Linked DNA regions of Homo sapiens: region 1 is linked to region 2. The links are chromatin loops, found by intact Hi-C in ENCODE. Cell type or tissue: endothelial cell of umbilical vein. All regions are shown on one strand. Links, peaks and the distances in the headings refer to the core of each region. The heading gives the core; the rest is flanking DNA.

What was found. Peaks named below come from ENCODE experiments on the same cell type or tissue, not always from the same donor. Only the 100,000 strongest peaks of a DNase experiment are listed, where the experiment ranks them.
Region 1: it touches region 2 in a loop (9-fold over the local background); 52 of 110 quality-filtered maps call a loop at or near these places.

The regions. Positions count from the first base shown.
Region 1 is chr11:59,814,022-59,823,705 of GRCh38, reverse strand. No RefSeq gene overlaps it. Among named protein-coding and RNA genes, the nearest start is that of MRPL16, 8.1 kb to the right of the region's middle. In endothelial cell of umbilical vein, for the core only: no CTCF peak of the experiment used is centred there; a DNase peak (open chromatin) is centred at 4,875.
Region 2 is chr11:60,124,660-60,134,343 of GRCh38, reverse strand. No RefSeq gene overlaps it. Among named protein-coding and RNA genes, the nearest start is that of LINC02705, 35 kb to the left of the region's middle. In endothelial cell of umbilical vein, for the core only: a CTCF peak has its summit at 3,645 (motif pointing right); a DNase peak (open chromatin) is centred at 3,653.

The sequences.
Region 1 (9,684 bases), core at 1,837-6,836, 310 kb after region 2:
TAGTCTCACAAGCAAGGATCATTTTTGCTTAACAATATATCTTCATCACCTAGCACAGCATCTGGCATAAATATTTATATTGAATTAATTAATTATTTTAGTTCAGAAAAGATTAAGTTACTATTGGAAAACATAGTCTACAGATACAGTGTGAAGAAATCTGATCTTGGGATCAAAAGATTTTGAGTTGTCACTCCTGTATTTGCTCATAAACAAGGTGAGTGACCCAGACGAGTCTCTAATTAACTCAAAGATCAGTTTCTTTATCTATACTCAGAGATTTGGCATAGAATCATCTCTAAAATTCTCTTTATTTTTGGAAAAGTCTTAAGAATTGTATTCTCTGAGATATGTATACTGCTTATAATAAGCTCTCTATCCTAATGTATTGAGTGTAATAGAGAAGAATGAATTAAAGTGTAACAATTCCCCCTAATTATAATCATTTATGTGTGCTCATTATTGCATAATGCAAATGCCCAAGCACGCATTTGGTTGAGGTTTCAGTGTCTATAATAAGCACTTTGTGACCTCTACTGGACATACACGGTAAAGTCTCGTATGAGCCCAGGAGTTCGTAGACCAGCTGGGGCGACATAATGAAACACCGTCTCTATGAAAAATTTAAACATTAGCCGGGCCTTGTAGCACAGATCTATAGTGACAGCTACTTAGGAGGGTAAAGTGGGGAAGGGTCGATTGAGCATAACTATTTTGTGAAGATGCAGAAAAGAAAGAAAGGAAGATTGCTAGCAAATACTTTCCCTCCATTTAGGGATTGTATACAATTGCACTTGTCTTTAATTAGATGTGTGAATAACCTATATAACAAGTATGTGATTGAAGTACACTGTTGAGGAACTGGAACTAAATATCTGACACCTCCAGTCGCCTCAAACTGAGATCCTGCAATTCTTTGAAATAGCAAAAGCCTCAACTTTGTCAGAAGTGCAAATGGTTCTCAGATTAAAATGAAAAAAAAAAAAGAGAGGAATGAGAATTCTAGCCAAGAAAATGAAAACAGAGAGTGTGGAACTTAATTTTATCTTGAAGAACAAACATGTTAAACATAGCCAGTATGTTTTTTTGCAGAGTGCAAAAACAAAGAACTTGACTGAACAGATATAAAAATGTGTAATAAAGTGGCAATGACTAAAACAATGTAGCACCAGTCTCAGAGCATGTGAATGGAAGAAAATGTCAAAAGGAACTCCCGAAAGCTGTGAGAATTTAGTACATTATAAAGTCACATATTAAGGCCAGGCCCGGTGGCTCACGCCTGTAATCCTAGCACTTTGGGAGGTTGAGGCAGATGAACTATTTGAGGTCAGAAGTTCAAGACCAGTCTGGCCAATATGGTGAAACCCCATCTCTACTAAAACTACAAAAATTAGTCAGGCATAGTGGCATGCGCCTATAATCCCAGCCACTCTGGAGGCTGAGGCAGGAGAATCACTTGAATCTGGGAGGCGGAGGCTGCAGTGAGCAGAGATCACGCCACTGCACTCCAGCCTAGGCAAAAGAACAAGATTCTGTCTCAAAAAAATAAAAAATAAAAATAAATAGGCCGGGCGCGGTGGGTCACGCCTGTAATCCCAGCACTTTGATTGGCCGAGGCAGGTGGATCACAAAGTCAGGAGATCGAGACCATTCTGGCTAACACGGTGAAACCCCCTCTCTACTAAAAATACAAAAAATTAGCCGGGCATGGGGGTGGGCACCTGTAGTCCCAGCTACTCAGGAGGCTGAGGCAGGAGAATGGCATGAACCCGGGATGCAGAGCTTGCAGTGAGCCGAGATCGCGCCACTGCACTCCAGCCTGGGCGACAGAGTGAGACTCTGTCTCAAAAAATAAATAAATAAATAAAGTCACATATTAAATGAGAATTTTCAACTTTGAGAAAGAATTATGTTATATCCCTACCTCTGGCCTTTATAAGCAGTATCAATATATTTTGAATTATCAAAGTAAGTCAAATATTAATATTATTATTAATATATTTGACTTATTCTTTTTCTTTCTTTTTTTTTTTTCTGAGACAGGGTCTTATTATGTCGCCCAAGCTGGAGTGCAGTGGCACAATCACAGCTCACTGCAGCCTCAGCCTCCTGGGCTCAAGCAATCCTCTTGCCTCAGCGTCTCAAGCAACAGGGAGTACAGGCATGAGCCTCCAAGTCTGGCCAATATTTTATTTTTGTAGAGATGGACTCTTGCTGTTTTGCCCAAGCCAGTCTTGGACTCCTGGGCTCAGGCAATACTCATCTCAGCCTCCCAAAGTGTTGGGATTACAGGCATGAGACACTGCACCTGGCTGAAAGTCAAAATTCTTAAGACTATTACTGACAGATTTTACTGCATAAAAATTATAAATGGTCCTACTTCAAAAACAATCAAGATATATTGAAAACTGAAAAAAATGAAAATATACAACCAGCTGGGCACAGTGGCTCATGCCTGTAATCCCAGCACTTTGGGAGGCCGACGCCAGTGGATCACCTGAGGTCAGGGATTCAAGACCAGCATGGCCTATATGGTGAAGACTCGTCTCTACTAAAAATACAAAAATTGGCTGGGCCTGGTGGTGGGCACCTGTAATCCCAGCTACTCAGGACGCTAAGGCAGAAGAATCACTTGAACCTGGGAGACAGAGTTTGCAGTGAGCTGAGATCACCCCACTGCACTCCAGCCTGGATGACAAGAGTGAAACTCCGTCTCAAAAAAAATAAATAAATAAAAATAAAACATATACAACCTAATAGGAGGTAATATACTTAATACATAAGCAATTTTGAATTGATAAGAAAAAAAGCAAAATAATTAAAAAATGGACTAAGTATACAAGCAAATCACACATACAGAAAACAAATAGACAAAAATATGTGAAATCAAGGACATGAGAAAAAATTTGACATCACTTATCATTAAGGAAATGCAAACTAACCTATAATCAGTATGTAGGTTATATTAAGTAAAATTCAGAGAACGTCATCAGAAATCAACTTTAGTTTACTACTGGTTATCCAAATCAACTCTGTGAGGCTGGGTTGGGTTTGATTTTTTGTGTGTGTTTTTTTTTTTTGTTTGGTTTTTGTATTTTCTCATTACTCTCTTATTTAAAACATAAAAATTAAAAAGTTGTGTTGTCACTTCTAATCACAGAAAACATTCTCACTTCAGGACCTAAAACGTCTGATTCTGTGTAACAGTCACAACTCTGAATTCCATTTAAAAGAAAAGTGACTCTCCTCCCCCAGCTCGGCCCTGCTTCAGACAAAGAGATAATAGTAAAAACAAAATGGGGAGCATGGGGTGAACCTGTTTCCTCATCTTGCACTTTTACTAATCAGGTAAGATCTTTCCTATCCCCAGTCTCTCACTATTTACGATGCCTCTGGGATGGTGGCACCTGATGTGAGCTGAATAGGATCCCTCAAAAAATATATCATCTTGAAGACCTAACCCCTAGCACTTCAGAATGTAACCTTATTTGGAGACAGTATTTTTACAGTGGTAATCAAGTTAAAATGAGGTCATTAGGATGGGCTCTAATCCAATTCGCTGAAATTTGCATTCACACAGACAGACATATACAGAAGAAAGATGATGTGAAGAGATGTAGGAAGAAGACGGTCATCTCCACGCTAAAGAGAGGCCTGGAAAAGATCCTTCCTCACAGCCCTTAGAAGCAGCAAGCAACCCCACAGACACCTTGATTTCAGACTTCCAGCCTCCAGAACAGTGAGGCAATAAGATTCTGTTGTTTAAGCCGCCCAGTGTGTGGTACTTTGTTTTGTGTTCGTTTGTGTGTTTGTGTATGTGTTTGTTTGTTTGTTTGTTAGAGACAGGGTGTCACTCTGTTGCCCAGGCTGTTCTTAAAGTCCTGGACTCAAGCAATTCTCCCACCTCAGCCTCCCAAAGTGCTGGCTTACAGGTGTGAGCCACTGTGTCCAGCCTGTGATACTTTGTCATGGCAGCTCTAGGAAACGAATACAGCACTCAGCAGTACTTTCCTTCTTAAAGAAGAATTCATAAAGCACTCATGAGAGAAAGAGGGTGCTTTAATAGTGATATCCTGTCTCTAAACAAACAAAGTACCATACACTGGGTGGCTTAAACAACAGAATCTTATTGCCTCACTGTTCTGGAGGCTGGAAGTCTGAAATCAAGGTGTCTGCAGGGTGGCTTGTCACTTCTAAGGGCTGTGAGGAAGGATCTTTTCCAGGACCTCTCTTTGACATTCTGAAGTACAAGGGGTCAGGACTTCAAGATATCAAATGTTTCACATGCACAAACACACACACACTCGGACACACACACACACCTGCTGTGGATCTCTCATCTGCTGTTCCCTTGATGCAGGCAAATTCATCTCTGCTGAGTTGTTGGCTGGTTGCACACAATTCTTCCCTCAGGCCCAGGACATCCATCATCACACCTACTCCAACTTCTTTCTCCCTGTCTTTGATGCAGTTCTGTTGATGTAAGAAACCCTACCTTGGCACTCTACACAGGAGTCCACACCTAGTCATGGAGTCCACACCTAGTCAACAGGACATGCATGCCTTTGCCCCACCATCAATGGAAATGTGGCTACTTCGCAACTGCAGCTCTCTACTTTTGATGCCACAGGCAGCTTCTACCAGCCTCCAAACATATCATTTTCTCAAGCCAGTGTCAAACCCCAAAGCCCACTGTCCCTTAAACTGCAGAAGAATTATATTAAACTCTCTGAATGATCTAGAAATGTCTTTCACTGGGCTTGATGGAGCACCCCCCAACCCTTGCCATTGAAGAGGGGAAGGCATGAAACTCACAGTACACCAACAACTGTGTTAACGAAATCTTTATTATAATCTCCAGTCTCCACTTCCTTTCTTGGCTTTTCTAGTGTTTTTTACAGGCTGGCAGAGAATGGGCAGCTAAAAATAGCAAAGCCAGTTCCTACCACCTGCTGCATAAACTGCCTAAAAGGCCCAGCACCTCACTGTGAAATGTGGAGATTACCTTGTGGTCCCAAGCAAAACTGAGGCAGAAACAATCGCATTTTAACAACCTGTTATAAATGTAACACCGAGTGGTGTTTTTCACCTTTCATATTGGCAAAGCCGTAGAAAAATTATAATATCCTTCTTTAGCAAGGGTGTTGATCAAGAAAACACTCTGATCATGGAGGCCAATTTTGCACAACTGTATAAAGTCAAAAGACATAAAATGAACATTCCCTTTGATCCATAAATTTCTCCTTTTGAAAGTGCCCAAAAGAAATACAAAATAACAAAAATGTACAAGGCTGCTTATTGCAGCATGGCCTATAATAACAGATTTGTAAATAATTTAACTGAGCAGCAATAATGATTCATTATGATGAACACATTCATAGAAATACTTTAATATAGCCCATGAATACTGAGACAGAAAACAATAAGATTAATTGGCATTGTTCTTTCTTCTTGGTCACACAATTAAAGAGTTGATGCATTTTTTGCACCTGTTGACTTAATAGATGAGAACAGCTGAAATGGCTTTCTTGTAAAACTTCAGTAACTCTTCCAGTTGAGACTGAATTTAATTTACCTTGAAACCTCTGGAATAAGTGTAGACACATTAATTTTGCTCATGGCACTATAGTAGATGCTCAAGAGATGTTTGTTGAATGAATAGACACTTGAATGGAAATCCCAGCTCTGTGCAATGATCTTAATAATCTTAATGATTTCTGTGTGTTATATCCACCATTATCATGTACATAATAGGATTCCAGTAAAATAATCTATGTGCATGTGAAAGTCCTTTGTAAAGAGTAAATCATGCTAATATGTTAATGGTTAATATTTTATTAGAGAATATTGTTTTTTGTTCTGGCAAAATCTATGGTATCATTGCCCTTTTACAAATGCTCTAAAGCATGTAGAAGCTAATTTTTTTTCTTTTCTTTTCTTTTTTTTTTTTGAGATGGAGTCTCACTCTGTCACCCAGGCTGGAGTGCAGTGGCACAATCTCGGCTCACTACAACCACTGCCTCCTGGGTTCAAGTAATTCTCCTGCCTCAGCTTTCCGAGTAGCTGGGATTACAGGTACGCACCACCACACCCAGCTAATTTTTGTATTTTAGTAGAGACGGGGTTTTACCATGTTGGCCCCGCCGGTCCCGAACTCCTGAGCTCAAGTAATCCACCCACCTTGGCCTCCCAAAGTGCAGGGATTACAGGCATGAGCCACCACAATCGGTCCGTAGAAGCTAAATTGATGAGGAAACTAACATTAACAAGTCCCTTGAGGAGCTCTGCACACTTGGAGTGAAGAAGTTTCAAGGTAATTTATTATGACATTGTGGTTACATTTTGATCAGCAAAAACCCAAGTGGTGTATTAAAAGATAGTGTACATGCACATGCATGCATACACAAACACACACACACACACACACACAGTTTTTTGAGGAACTTCCATCCCATTTTCTACAACAATAATGTACTAATTTTCATTCCCACTAACAATGTACAAGAGTTACATCATTTTCTCCACATACTTGCCAACGTATTATCTTTCATCTTTTTGATAATTGCCATTTTAACAGGTGTGAGGTGATATCCCATTGTGGTTTTAATTTGCATTTCCCTAATGATTAGCGATGCTTAGCATTTTTGCATGTACCTGTTAGCTCTTTGTTGGTCCTCTTTTGAGAAATGTCTGTTTAGGTCCTTTGCTTATTTTTTAAATGGGTTATTTGTTTTCTTGCTGTTGAGCTGAGTTCCTTATACATTTTTAATATTAACCCCTGCTGTTTAATTTGTAAACGTTTTCTCCCATTCTGTCTGTTGTCTCTTCATTTTGTCAGTTATTTCCATTGCTGTGTAAAAGCTTTTTACTTTGATGTCATCCCATTTGTCTATTTTTGCTTTTGTTGTCTGTGCTTTTGAGGTCATTTCCAAAAATTCATTCTCACGCCAATGTTGTGGAACTTTTCCTGTATGGTTTTGTGAAAGAAAAATATCTTGGGCCCCCAGAATCACTAATCTAAAGGGAAAAGTCAAGCTGGGAACTGTTTAGGGCCAACCTGCCTCTCATTCTAATCAAAGTCACCCCTCTGCTCACTGAGATAAATGCATATCTGATTGCCTCATTTGGAGAGGCTAGTCAGAAACTCAAAAGAATGCAACCATTTGTCTTTTATCTACCTGTGACCTGGAAGCCCCTTCCCCACTTTGAGTTGTACAGCCTTTCCAGACTGAACCAATGTTCATCTTACATGTGTTGATTGATGTCTCATGTCTCCCTAAAATGTGTAAAGCCAAACTGTGCTGTGACCAACTTGGGTACATGTCGTCAGGGCCTCCAGAGGCTGTGTCACAGGCACGCATCCTCAACCCTGTTAAAATAAACTTTCTAAATTAACTGAGACCTGTCTCAGATTTTTCAGGGTTCACATTTTGGTAACCACAGGGGGATTCTGAGTGGAGGTGCCTCTTACCTTTGACAAATCTATCGGTCCTTGGTACCAGCATGAGCTAACTTAATGGCTCAAACCAAAAGGACAATTTGCTGAGGTCTGGGAGCACCCCCTCCAGAGAATCCCTGATCTCCCAAAATTTGGTCAAGATCTAAAGTTTATTTTGCTGTATAAACCCCCCCCCCTTTTTTTTTGGAGTTTTACTTGCTTCCAACACAAGGAAGGCAAGTTTTTCCTGCTTCCATAACAATGGAAGGTAGGTAACTCCTTTATGGAATTTGAGCTACTTCCAACAGGGAAGATGAAGGGGGTTTTTTGCTGCTTCTAGGATAGTAAAGAGCAGTCTTCAGCCTGAGAGCCACCCCTGGGTAAGTAACTGAATTGGGATTTGTCTTGGATAAAGTTAAAATTAACAACCAACTGGTCTTAATTTCTCCTTACCATTAGAGTGCTCAGTGATCACATAAGTTGTGCGATCACTTGTTTTGCTTAACTGGTTTTTGTTGTTGTTGTTGTTGTTTGTTTCTGTTTTTGTTGTTGTTTCAGTCTTTTCCCACTGGGTGTGACCAATTCTATCCAACTTGATCAAATCCAAGGGAATGTTCCAAATTATGGGGAACGAGGCCTCTGAAGTGGCTAAATTCCCATAAAAAAAAAAAAAAAGAAAAGATTTTTTATTTTGACTACTTAAGGAGCTTTATTTACATAACAAGGCCACCCTTTTGCTAGCCAAGCCAAACTGAAAGAGCAATGGCTGTACTTCTGAAAGAACAGAAATACAGTAATAAGATTTAAAAACATCTATTTTAAAAGGAGCTCAATGGTTAAAAGTCACCCTAATTAGAAGCTAACATCCAAGATGTGTATATGTATGTGTGCAGGTGGATGTGTTTGTATTTAAAAGGCCCTCACATTTTTGTTTTGTTTTTCTCCTAGGACCCTGTCTTTTTTTGAGCAAAAGTTTTTTCCCACTCAGTTGACTGAATTCTGGTTTCTTCATTTACTTCTGTCTCTCCTTTATCTTGCCCCCTCTGCTGCATAGGGGACCTAAAATAGTTTAATAATAGCCTGGGGTTCCTTAAAGAAAACTGAGAAAGTGCCAGACTCCCTTTGGGGGAGAAACCTGTTTTTCTTATGGGACCCCAAGAACGTAAACAGACAAGTTCATCTCAGCTCTTAAACTGTTTGCTTTTGTATTGTGTTACCTGTTTTGTTTTGGTTTTTTTGACTAAAATAGTTAACTGCAACAGAGCTTACTCTGTTTTTAAGGAACAGCGTGGTTTAGACACTAAGATATGTGTTCATTAAAAAAATTTTTTTAAGTGCACCATAAAAGCATCACATTGTCAAACCTCATAAAATGATCTCTCCAAAACATTTTAATAAAAGAAAAGGGGGAAAATGTGAAAGAAAAATAAATCTTGGAACCCCCAAATCACTAACCTAAACGGAAAAGTCAAGCTGGGAACTGCTTAGGGCCAATCTGCCTCCCATTCTATTCAAAGTCACCTCTTTCCTCACTGGGATAAATACATATCTGATTGTCTCCTTTGGAGAGGCTAGTCAGAAACTCAAAAGAATGCAACCATTTGTCTCTTATCTACCTATGACCTGGAAGTCCCCTCCCCATTTTGAGTTGTACAGCCTTTCCAGACCAAACCAATGTTTATCTTACATATGTTGACTGATGTCTCATCTCCCACTAAAGTGTATAAAATCAAACTGTGCTCTAACCACCTTGGGCACATGTCATCGGGACCTCCTGAGGCTGTGTCATGGGCACACATCCTCAACCTTGTTTAAAAAAACTTTCTAAATTAACTGAGACCTGTCTTAGATTTTCAGGGTTCACAGTTTCTTCTAGTAGTTTTGTTACAGGAAAGTGTCTCAATCCAGATCTCAAGAGAGGGTTTTTGGATCTTGTGCAAGAAAGAATTTGGGGGTGAGTCCACAGAGCAAAGTGAAAGTAAGTTTATTAAGAATGTAAATAAAAAAGAAAGAATAGCTACTCCATAGACAGAGCACTCCCAAAAGCAAGAGGAGAAACACATCTGCCTTTGGTATAATACTCGTTTATATACAAGATAACAAAGCAAAAAAAATCAGGGGAGGATGTGTTCTACTACAAGTGCTTGTGACAAAGGATTGTTAATCTTTGTGTAACTACTGTCTTTTGCAAGCATCTATATTATTAAATTGAAAGTGAAACTTATTCTTTTTTTTTTTTTTTTTTT
Region 2 (9,684 bases), core at 1,719-6,718:
CACCCCTCTGCCTGGACATCCAGGCATTTCTATACAATCTCAATTCTTGACTTCTGTGCACTTGCAGACCCAACACCATGTGTAAGCCACCAAGGCTTGGTGCTTGTACTCTCTGAAGCAACGACCTGAGCTGCACATTGGCCCATTTTAGCTATGGCTGGGATGCAAGGGACCAAGTCTGGAGAATGCACAAAACAGCAAGGCCCTGGGCCTGGCACAGAGTACCATTTTTTCCTCCTAGGCTCCTGGGCCTGTAATGGGAGGGGCTGCTGTGAAGACCTCTGACATGCCCTGGAGTCATTTTCCCCATTGTCTTGGCAATTAACATTTGGCTCCTCCTTACTTATGCAAATTTCTGCAGCCAGCTTGAATTTCTCCCCAGAAAATTGTTGTTGTTTTTTTATTATTTTCTACTGCATTGTCAGGCTGCAAATTTTCCAAACCTTTATGCTCTGCTTCCCTTTTCAACATAAGTTCCAACTCCAAACCATATCTTTGTGAATGAATAAAACTGAATGCTTTCATTGGTACCCAAGACACCTCTTGAATGCTTTGCTGCTTAGAAATTTATTCTGCCATATGCCTAAATCATCTCTCTTAAGTTCAAAGTGCCACAAATCTCTAGGGAAGAGGCAAAATTCTGCCAGTCTTTTTGCTAAAGCATAACAAGTCACCTTTTCTCCAGTTCCCAACAAGTTCCTCATCTCCATCTGAGACCACCTCAACCTGGACTTCATTGTCCATATCACTATCAGCATTTTGGTCAAAATCATTCAACAAGTCTCTAGAAAGTTCCAAACTTTCCCACATTTTTCTATCTTCTTCTGAGCCCTCCAAACTGTTCCAGCCTCTGCCTGTTACTCAGTTCCAAAGTCAATTCCACATTCTGGGTTATCTTTACAGCAGCACCCCACTACCCGGTGCCAATTTACTGTATTAGTCTTTTCTCAGCTACTAATAAAGACATACTCAAGACTGGGTAATCTATAAGGGAAAGAGGTTTAAAGCACTCACAGTTCCACATGTCTGGGGAGGCCTCACAATCTGGGCAGAAGATGAAGGAAGAACAAAGGGACATCTTATATGATGGCAAGCAAGAGAGAGCTTGTGTAGGGGAATTCCCATTTATAGAACCATCAGATCTCATGAGACTTATTCACTACCATGAGAACAGTATGGGGGAAAACTGCCCCCATGATTCAGTTATCTCCACCTGTCCCCGCCCTTAACACATGGGGATTACTATAATTCAAGGTGAGATTTGGGTGGGGACACAGCCAAACCATATCAAGCACTATTTGAAATGTTTACCTGAAGAAGTCTTAATTATGTGTTTTCTTGAGAAGCCCTCTTCTAAATCTTTCTTTTTGCTCCCACTGTATCTTGCTTATTCTTCTGGGCCTAACCATGGCCTATTTGTCTTTTTCTTATCTCTGTTGAACTAACAGACAACTCTGATGCCTGGATGGAAGGATCATGTATATACAGGAGTGAACTAATATTGATAAATGATTTAGAAAACCTCAAACTTTCAATTGTTGCCTGAAGATACTGTTATAAATCTGAGAGGTGTTATTAGATACAGACTTTTACTTATTTTTTAATATCCTTTTCTGACAAGACTTGAGTGCAGGAGTAGAAGTGAAAATACTGAGTGATTATGTGTGAGAGAAAACTAGTCTTTGTTAACCTGAAATAAGCAAAAGGATCGCAATCCAGTTTTTAAAATTTGTTCAAGCAAAAAGTTGAGGATGGTCATTCAGAAGACAACAGACTTCAGATAAATGGGGTCAGTGTTCTGAAGTGAAAAGTTAACATCTCGCTTATATAGGCAGAAAACAAACAAGTTTAGTATAATTTTTCTATACAAGGCTGGTTTATGAGTTACAAAAATTTAATTATTACGGTTTGCTTTCTTTTTCATAGGGCTTGTTTTCTTTAATTTACAGCTGGTTTTTATATCCTTTCCAATTTAAAACAGCATATTTAATATTCCATCTTAAAACAGTGTGATAGCCATATCTTTGTGTAAGAAATGTAAGAAAAAAACTAAACTATAATGAAGATCAACAGTGAAGGGGGAAAGAGGTTTTCCTGGTGCCCTTTAGTCATTTTCAACATTTTACGAAGCAGTGAAGGTAAGGAACGAGGCTAATCTATAATCAGAGTAACAAAGTTTATAGCTGCCTAGGTTACAGCTGTCTGTCACATGACTCAGACTCCATAATCACATTCCTTTAAGGCTCAAAACAATTTAGAGTTTCAACAGCTTGGATTTTGAATTAATACTTATTTTAACATCTTCATTACCAATCAGTCATCAGCCCTCTTCCTCCTCAAAAGTTATATCTGCAGTAGTACCTTGTTTTCTAAAGCACTGCAATTCAAAGTAAAGTTGTTTTGTCTCCCGAGGCCCACAAAGAACACCAGGTATCCCTGATACTACAACAGGTTGAAGTAAGTCCAGCAACTCAGAACTCCAGTATCATGAGAATCAGCATTGTACCGTTCATGACCTGTGAACAAGTATGTTTTATGAGAGAGTGAAGATTTGGAAAGTATGTATCTCCTCCATAAGAGTATATGGATGGCTGGATGTGGTGGCTCATGCTTGTAATCCCAGCACTTTGGGAGGCTGAGGCGGGTGGATCACGATGTCAGGAGATCAAGACCATCCTGGCTAGCACGGTGAAACTCCGTCTCTACTAAAAATACAAAAAAAAAAATTAGCCTGGCATGGTGGCAGGCACCTGTAGTCCCAGCTACTCGGGAGGCTGAGGCAGGAGAATGGCATGAACCCGGGAGGCGGAGGTTGCAGTGAGCCAAGATCGTGCCAGGGCACTCCAGCCTGGGCAACTGAGCAAGACTCCGTCTCAAAAAAAAAAAAAAAAGAGTATATGGGTAAAGAATTGTTTAGAAAGAGAAAACAGCACTTCTTGGGTTGAGACCCAAAAATGGTTTCTCTTCTTGATTAGCTGCTGAGACACTTGGAACATGATATAAATTCTCCATGGCTTACATTTATTTTTGGTCAACCTATATCCCAGGACTACTAGAGTCAAACAGCGTGAACATGTTTGAGGGAAGTGGTAACATGACAATGCTGGTATATTGCATGTTAGACTTTTGAATTTCCATATTATAATTTTATATTTTTAATGATATTACAATAGTAAAAACAAAGACTGTCTCAATCTCTCCAGCAGTTAAAGATAGAATAGCAGCGTCAATGTTAAACAGTTTCATGCCTGTTGGAAATTGAGGATCACTGGGCAACCTCTTGCCCCATATATCTTTCCCAAAACTTTATGTTAAAATTTCTGTTGTCAGCAATCCATTCTTCTCCCATCCCCCAAAACTATCTCTTCTCTTCTTTCCTAAGAAATGTGCTATCTAATATAAACTCTAGAGGTTAAAAATGGAACGAGAATGCAAATTCTTAGTCAAATAGGGTCAAGTAAAATTATGAACATGCACTCAGGTCTAACTTCTCCAGGAAGTTCTAAATGAGCACACAAGGATATTTCCTTTCTTTTCTCCAATACAGTCCTTACAGTGAGAGTCAGTCTCTAACATACCTCATCCTCTGCTTTTTGTATCTATCCCTACATCCTATTGAGACTGATTGACACCAGAGGGCAGCAGTAATGCATTCCTCTTTGCTTTATCTAGGCCTAGAGCATCTAGCCCAAGGCTAGGCATGCAATGAGTGCATGGACTAACTGATATATGGAAGAGGCCACACACATTGACAGAGATCTTAAATTTAGGTCCACTGAGTCCTCCTTATTTGTACTATTTTCAGAGATAATGTAGGAGCCATTTGCCAAACATTCACTGAAAAATCAACTCACAAAAGGCTGGTTAATTGGAAAAAAAAAAACAAAACATACAAATTTATAACCACAGGGGGATTACTCACTGCTCAACATGGTTCAGAAACTTATATACTATTGATACAGGAGCTAGAAAGAAATTATTTAGGCAGATGTAAAGAAGTCCATGGCAAGGCTTCCTTTTTAACAAAAAGCAGCCCCAAATCATTTCTTTTCTAACAAAGAGCAGCCTGAAAAATCAAGCTGCAGACATAGATAAGCAAGCTGGAAGCCTGCACGGGTGAATACCAGCAGCTGTGCCAATAGAAAAGGGCTACCTGGAAGCCAGGTATGTTCAACATGGAGGCTCCATCTTCCCTTTTCTTTGTCACCGTGTGTACAGTAAGGACCAGGCAACATGACGCTGGCCAAGTAGAGAACTTATCTGCAACCTAAAAGATTAGGGTGGGGCAACCAGCTTCTTCACATGCTATGCAAATGGCACACCTGGTCCAGTCAATCTTTCATCCCCTGTGTAAATCAGACACCTCCTCAAGCTTATCTATAAAACCTTCTGCATTTCACTGCTGAAGTGGCAACCCATTTTCTCTGGGACCCCTCTCTGCTCAGAGAGCTCTTCTCTTTCTTTTTTTTTTTTTTAATTAATAATATGTTTTTGTTTTTTTTTTTTACTATACTTTAAGTTCTAGGGTACATGTGCACAACGTGCAGGTTTGTTACATATGTATACATGCGCCAAGTTGGTGTGCTGCACCCACTAACTGGTCATTTACATTAGGTATATTTTCTAATGCTATCCCCCTCCTTTCCCCCCACCTCATGACAGGCCCTGGTGTGTGATGCTCCCCTTCCTGTGTCCAAGTGTTCTCATTGTTCAATTCCCACCTATGAGTGAGAACATGCGGTGTTTGGTTTTTTGTCCTTGCGATTGTTTGCTCAGAATGATGGTTTCCAGCTTCATCCATGTCCCTACAAAGGACATGAATTCATCCTTTTTTATGGCTGCATTGTATTCCATGGCATATATGTGCCACATTTTCTTAATCCAGTCTATCATTGTTGGACATTTGGCTTGGTTCCAGGTCTTTGCTATTGTGAATAGTACTGCAATAAACATATGTGTGCATGTGTCTTTATAGCAGCATGATTTATAATCCTTTGGGTATATACCCAGTAATGGGATTGCTGGGTCAAATGGTATTTCTAGTTCTAGATCCTTGAGGAATCACCACACTATCTTCCACAATGGTTGAACTAGTTTACAGTCCCACCAACAGTGTAAAAGTGTTCCTATTTCTCCACATCCTCTCCAGCACCTGTTGTTTCCTGACTTTTTAATGATCGCCATTCTAATTGGCTTGAGATGGTATCTCATTGTGGTTTTGATTTGCATTTCTCTGATGGCCAGTGATGATGGAGAGCTCTTCTCTTTCTTTCGCCTATTAAATTTCCACATTTTGGCTGGGCACGGTGGCTCATGCCTGTAATCCTAGCACTTTGGGAGGCCGAGGTGGGTGGATCACCAGAGGTCAGGAGTTCAAGACCAGCCTGGCCAACATGGTGAAACCCTGTCTCTACTAAAAATACAAAAAATTAGCCAGACTTGGTGGTGGACACCTATAATCCCACCTACTTGGGAGGCTGAGGCAGGAGAATTGCTTGAACCTGCGAGGCAGAGGTTGCAGTGAGCCAAGATCATGCCATTGCGCTGCAGCCCAGGTGACAGAGTGAGACTCCATCTCAAAAAAAAAAAAAAAAAGAAAAGAAAGAAAGAAAAAGAAAAAAAATTAAATTTCTATGCTTAACCTCACTCTGATGTGTCTGCCTCCTAGCTTTAAATGACGTGGGACAACAAACCTTGGGTGTTACCCCAGACAATGATGCCACTACATTATGCTGGCCAGAAAGGTTATGGGAGGGGAGAGAAGAGGAATTGTATTGAGGATATTACTAGGAAGAATAAAAGGATCCCTGGGAACAGATTAACTTTTAAATAACTCTCTTTGACAGTGAAAGGGTCTATTCAGGCGTTGTTACATTTTTGGTTTTACAGAAAAGCAAAGAAAAAACCAATTGTTCTTCTTGGTGGATCTGGAATTTAGGCAGATAAAGGCACTTCAACTTCTTTGGGAGAGATGATGGAAGCCCGGGGAAGGTCAGAAAGACCTTGAGGTTTCTTCAGTTCAGCAAGTTAAAGTGCCATAATTTGAGTTATTAGCTTCTGAGCTCCAACATTAACCAGACAATCAGATTTAATTCAGTGAGCTGTAAACACCCTAAGAGCCGTTAGAGAGGCAGTTAAGTCTTCATGCTTCTGGAACCATATTGTAAAAAAAAAAACATATTGTAAAAAACAAACCAAACTATCCTTGAAAAATTCCAGCCCCCAAGCTTTCAAGGAGGCTGATCTGAGTAATAAACTCCTGATCTATAGCAAGGTCTTACAGTCTTCGAGGAAGGAAGTCTCAGCAGACAAGTCTTTCAAAATGTTTTATATTTCAATTATATTATATATTTTTCTTATTGGTACCAGTGTGATAACAGCAAAAACAATGTAGACACTCCATTCAGAGGTGCTAGATTTTAAATTGTAGCTCTAATACTTATTAAAGAAATCATCTCTGGATTTTTTTATAGTTTTTAAGAATGAAACTCCCTTTGCAAAGACTATGACAGTGAGAGAAGTCTAGCATGGCTGATTTCTTCTTGCTTTTAGACTCATACATTGGCTGCCCTTGGTCATTTCTGGGTGTAGGCCAAGCTAACCATGGGAGGAATTAGGTTATAGTTTAACGTTGAAGCAAAAATGATAATAGTGCCTCTGTAAAACAAATCTCCTTGCTCAGAGACAAAACTGCCTTTGTAAAACTAATGAAAGATTAGGATTATGGGAGAGGCCTGAATTCTGCTAAAATGTAGGCAAACCTAGATAATAACCAGCCGTTGTTCTGGAGGTCACAAGATTTGCAACTTCTCCAATTTCTCCTATAGATAATATCACTATTGTAGAACCTAACATGGGTCTTTTGAGATGTTTTTCAGACTTTTGCATTCTGATGACGATGACCTACTAACTCCACCTGGACTCATGACTCATGACTCAACTGATCCTGTGGTCCCCACCCAGAGGCTGACTCTGCACACAGGAACTATTTTTCAAACCCCTATGATATCATCCCCAACCAATCAGCATTACCCATCTCCTAGCCCCTTACAAACCAAACTATCCTTGAAAAACTCTAGCCCCCAAGCTTTCAAGGAGGCTGATTTGAGTAATAAACCCCTGTCCTTCCATTTGGCTAGCTCTGTATTTATTAAAATCTTTACTGTAATACTGCTGTCTACGAATCGGCTGTAGCTGTGCAGTGGGCAATTACAAAAATAAAAGCGTTGTTAGTATCAAACCTGCTAACATATATAAGTCATTCAATGGGGTTGCCTCATATTGGGCTCTCAGAAATATTATTTTCTTTTTATGTTTATAAGTATCTATGATGTTACGATAGATATAATTTGTTTTTGTCCATCCGTGACTCCTAGTTTTCAACTAGGAAGATTCCTATAAGACTTCTCATGCCCCAAGTACTAAAGCAGTAAGAATATCTTTTGTTAAAGTATTTGATTATCCTTGGTTCCTGAAGTCACTCCTAAAAGATAAAGTTGAAAGACAGTCTTTTGTTATTTACAACAAGTGCTTTAAAATACTCCTAAGCTAGAGATATACCCAATGTAAATAAACAAGTTAACGGGTGCAGCACACCAACATGGCACATGTATACATATGTAACAAACCTGCATGTTGTGCACATGTACCCCAGAACTTAAAGTATAATAATAAAAAAAATTGTGAAAGAAAAAGAAAAAGTTGATGAATCTAGGTAAAGGCATATGAGAGTTCATTTTACAATTTTTGTAACTTTTCTAAAGGTTTAAACTTTTTTTAATAAAAAGTTTTTTAAAAAGAAAAAATAAATACATAAAATAAAATACTCCTAAGCTTATGTTAATAAGACAATTTTTAGAAAGCCCTAGAAACAACTGGTTGGAGGGCTGATTCCCAGGGGAATGATTCATTGTGCCCAGAGGGTTGGATTTTTTTGTCTCAACCCTCAACTTCCAGGAAGGGGAAGAGGGGCTGAAAATTCAGTTAATCACTAATGACCAATGGTTCAATTAGTCATGCCTATATAATAAAGCCTTCATAAAACCCAAAAGGACAGGTTTTGGAGGGTTTCCAGGTAATACATAGGCTTACAAGAAGATGAACAAGAACTCATTGATGTGCAGGAAGTTTAGCACATTCCATGAGGACAGAAGCTCCTGTGCTTGGGACCCTTCTGGACCTTGCCCTATATACCTCTTCACCTGGTTCTTTGTTTGTATTGCAAAAGAAACTAAACTTTTTATTGTGAAATGCAATCTCCCTTTTAAATTATCAGGCCCAGAGAGACATTGAAATTAGATTACAGTCATGTCCCACCCTCTCCTCCTTGAGCTAAGTAATCATTTCTAAGCCACCTGCTATAAGGACTCTAGACTCAATTAACATAATGATGCCATATGCTGGCAGCATAAGTCGAACCTTATAGCCAATCATGAATCAAGTTATCTCTGTAAACCAACACAAATTTCTGAAAAGAGAACTTTTGTAATCATCTCCCCTAATTCTACCTTTTTTCTTCAAAAACTTGAGCCTTTTCTTTGATCTCAGGAGCACTTCCCAGTGTTTGCTGGGCTTCAGTCCTCAACCTTAGTCAAAATAAACTCTCTACCTATATTAATTTTGTCTTGGTTTCTTTGTTTAGGTCAACAGTATCCTTTATTATTTCCTTTATAATACACTGATAAACATGTTTCCCTGAGATCTGTGAGGTGCTCCAGCAAATTAGTTAAGTCCAAGACTGGGGGCATGGGATCCCTGATTTATAGTGGGTCAGTCAGAAGTACAGGCAAAATAACCCAGGGCTTCTGATTGGCATTGGAAATGGGAAAAAGTCTTGTGAGACTGAGCCCTCAAACCATGGAATCTGATATTATCTCCAGTTTAGATGATGTCTCAACAGAATTGAAGGACAGCCAGCTGGTGTTCACTCCAGAAATGATTGCTTGCCTTTTTGGTGGGGAGAAATCCCCACACGTTTGGTCGCAGAAGTCTATATGTTGTGTCTCTGGTGTGAGAGCAGAGGAAAAACAGTTCGAGTTGTTCTTTCTACTTGGTACTATTTTGGAAGAAGTATGTAAAACAGCAATCTATCTTAAAAATAGTTTCCTGTGATTTCCTGCCGTGTCTGACCCTCAGACCCTGACTGAGCGACGGATGAATGGAGTATGCCAGACACAGGTTTCTTGCCTGGCTGCATGGCTAGGGGACTGGGCTGCTCAAAGACCCTGAGGAGGGTGCCATAAAGAGTCAGCAGCCGCAGCCTCGACAAGCTAGCTTTGGGGGCATTTATTCAGTACAGATTTAATCACAAAGGCCTTGAGTAATTAACACGGTTGGGCCCCCCTCCCCACCCCTGGGGAGAGCAGTCCTGCACGCAGATAATTAAAGGCCAGGTTCCAAGGCCTAAGTAAACTAACTTATCTATATCAATTCCATTGTGCTTCCTTGTTATCTACTCCGAGAGAATTCAGCTGCCTTCAGCTATATCCTTTCCCCAAGCTTTTGCAAAACCTCCTGGCCTTCCAAGAAGATTTGCTTCTTTCTATAATTTTTCCCGCCACCCTGACCGATCTCCTATAATTTCCAACTTAATTTTTCTTGAAATCTAAATTGTTGTCCCAATTAATTTGAATTAAGTTCACTGCCCAGATAATTTTCAAAATGTCACTGCCCAGTATACATACA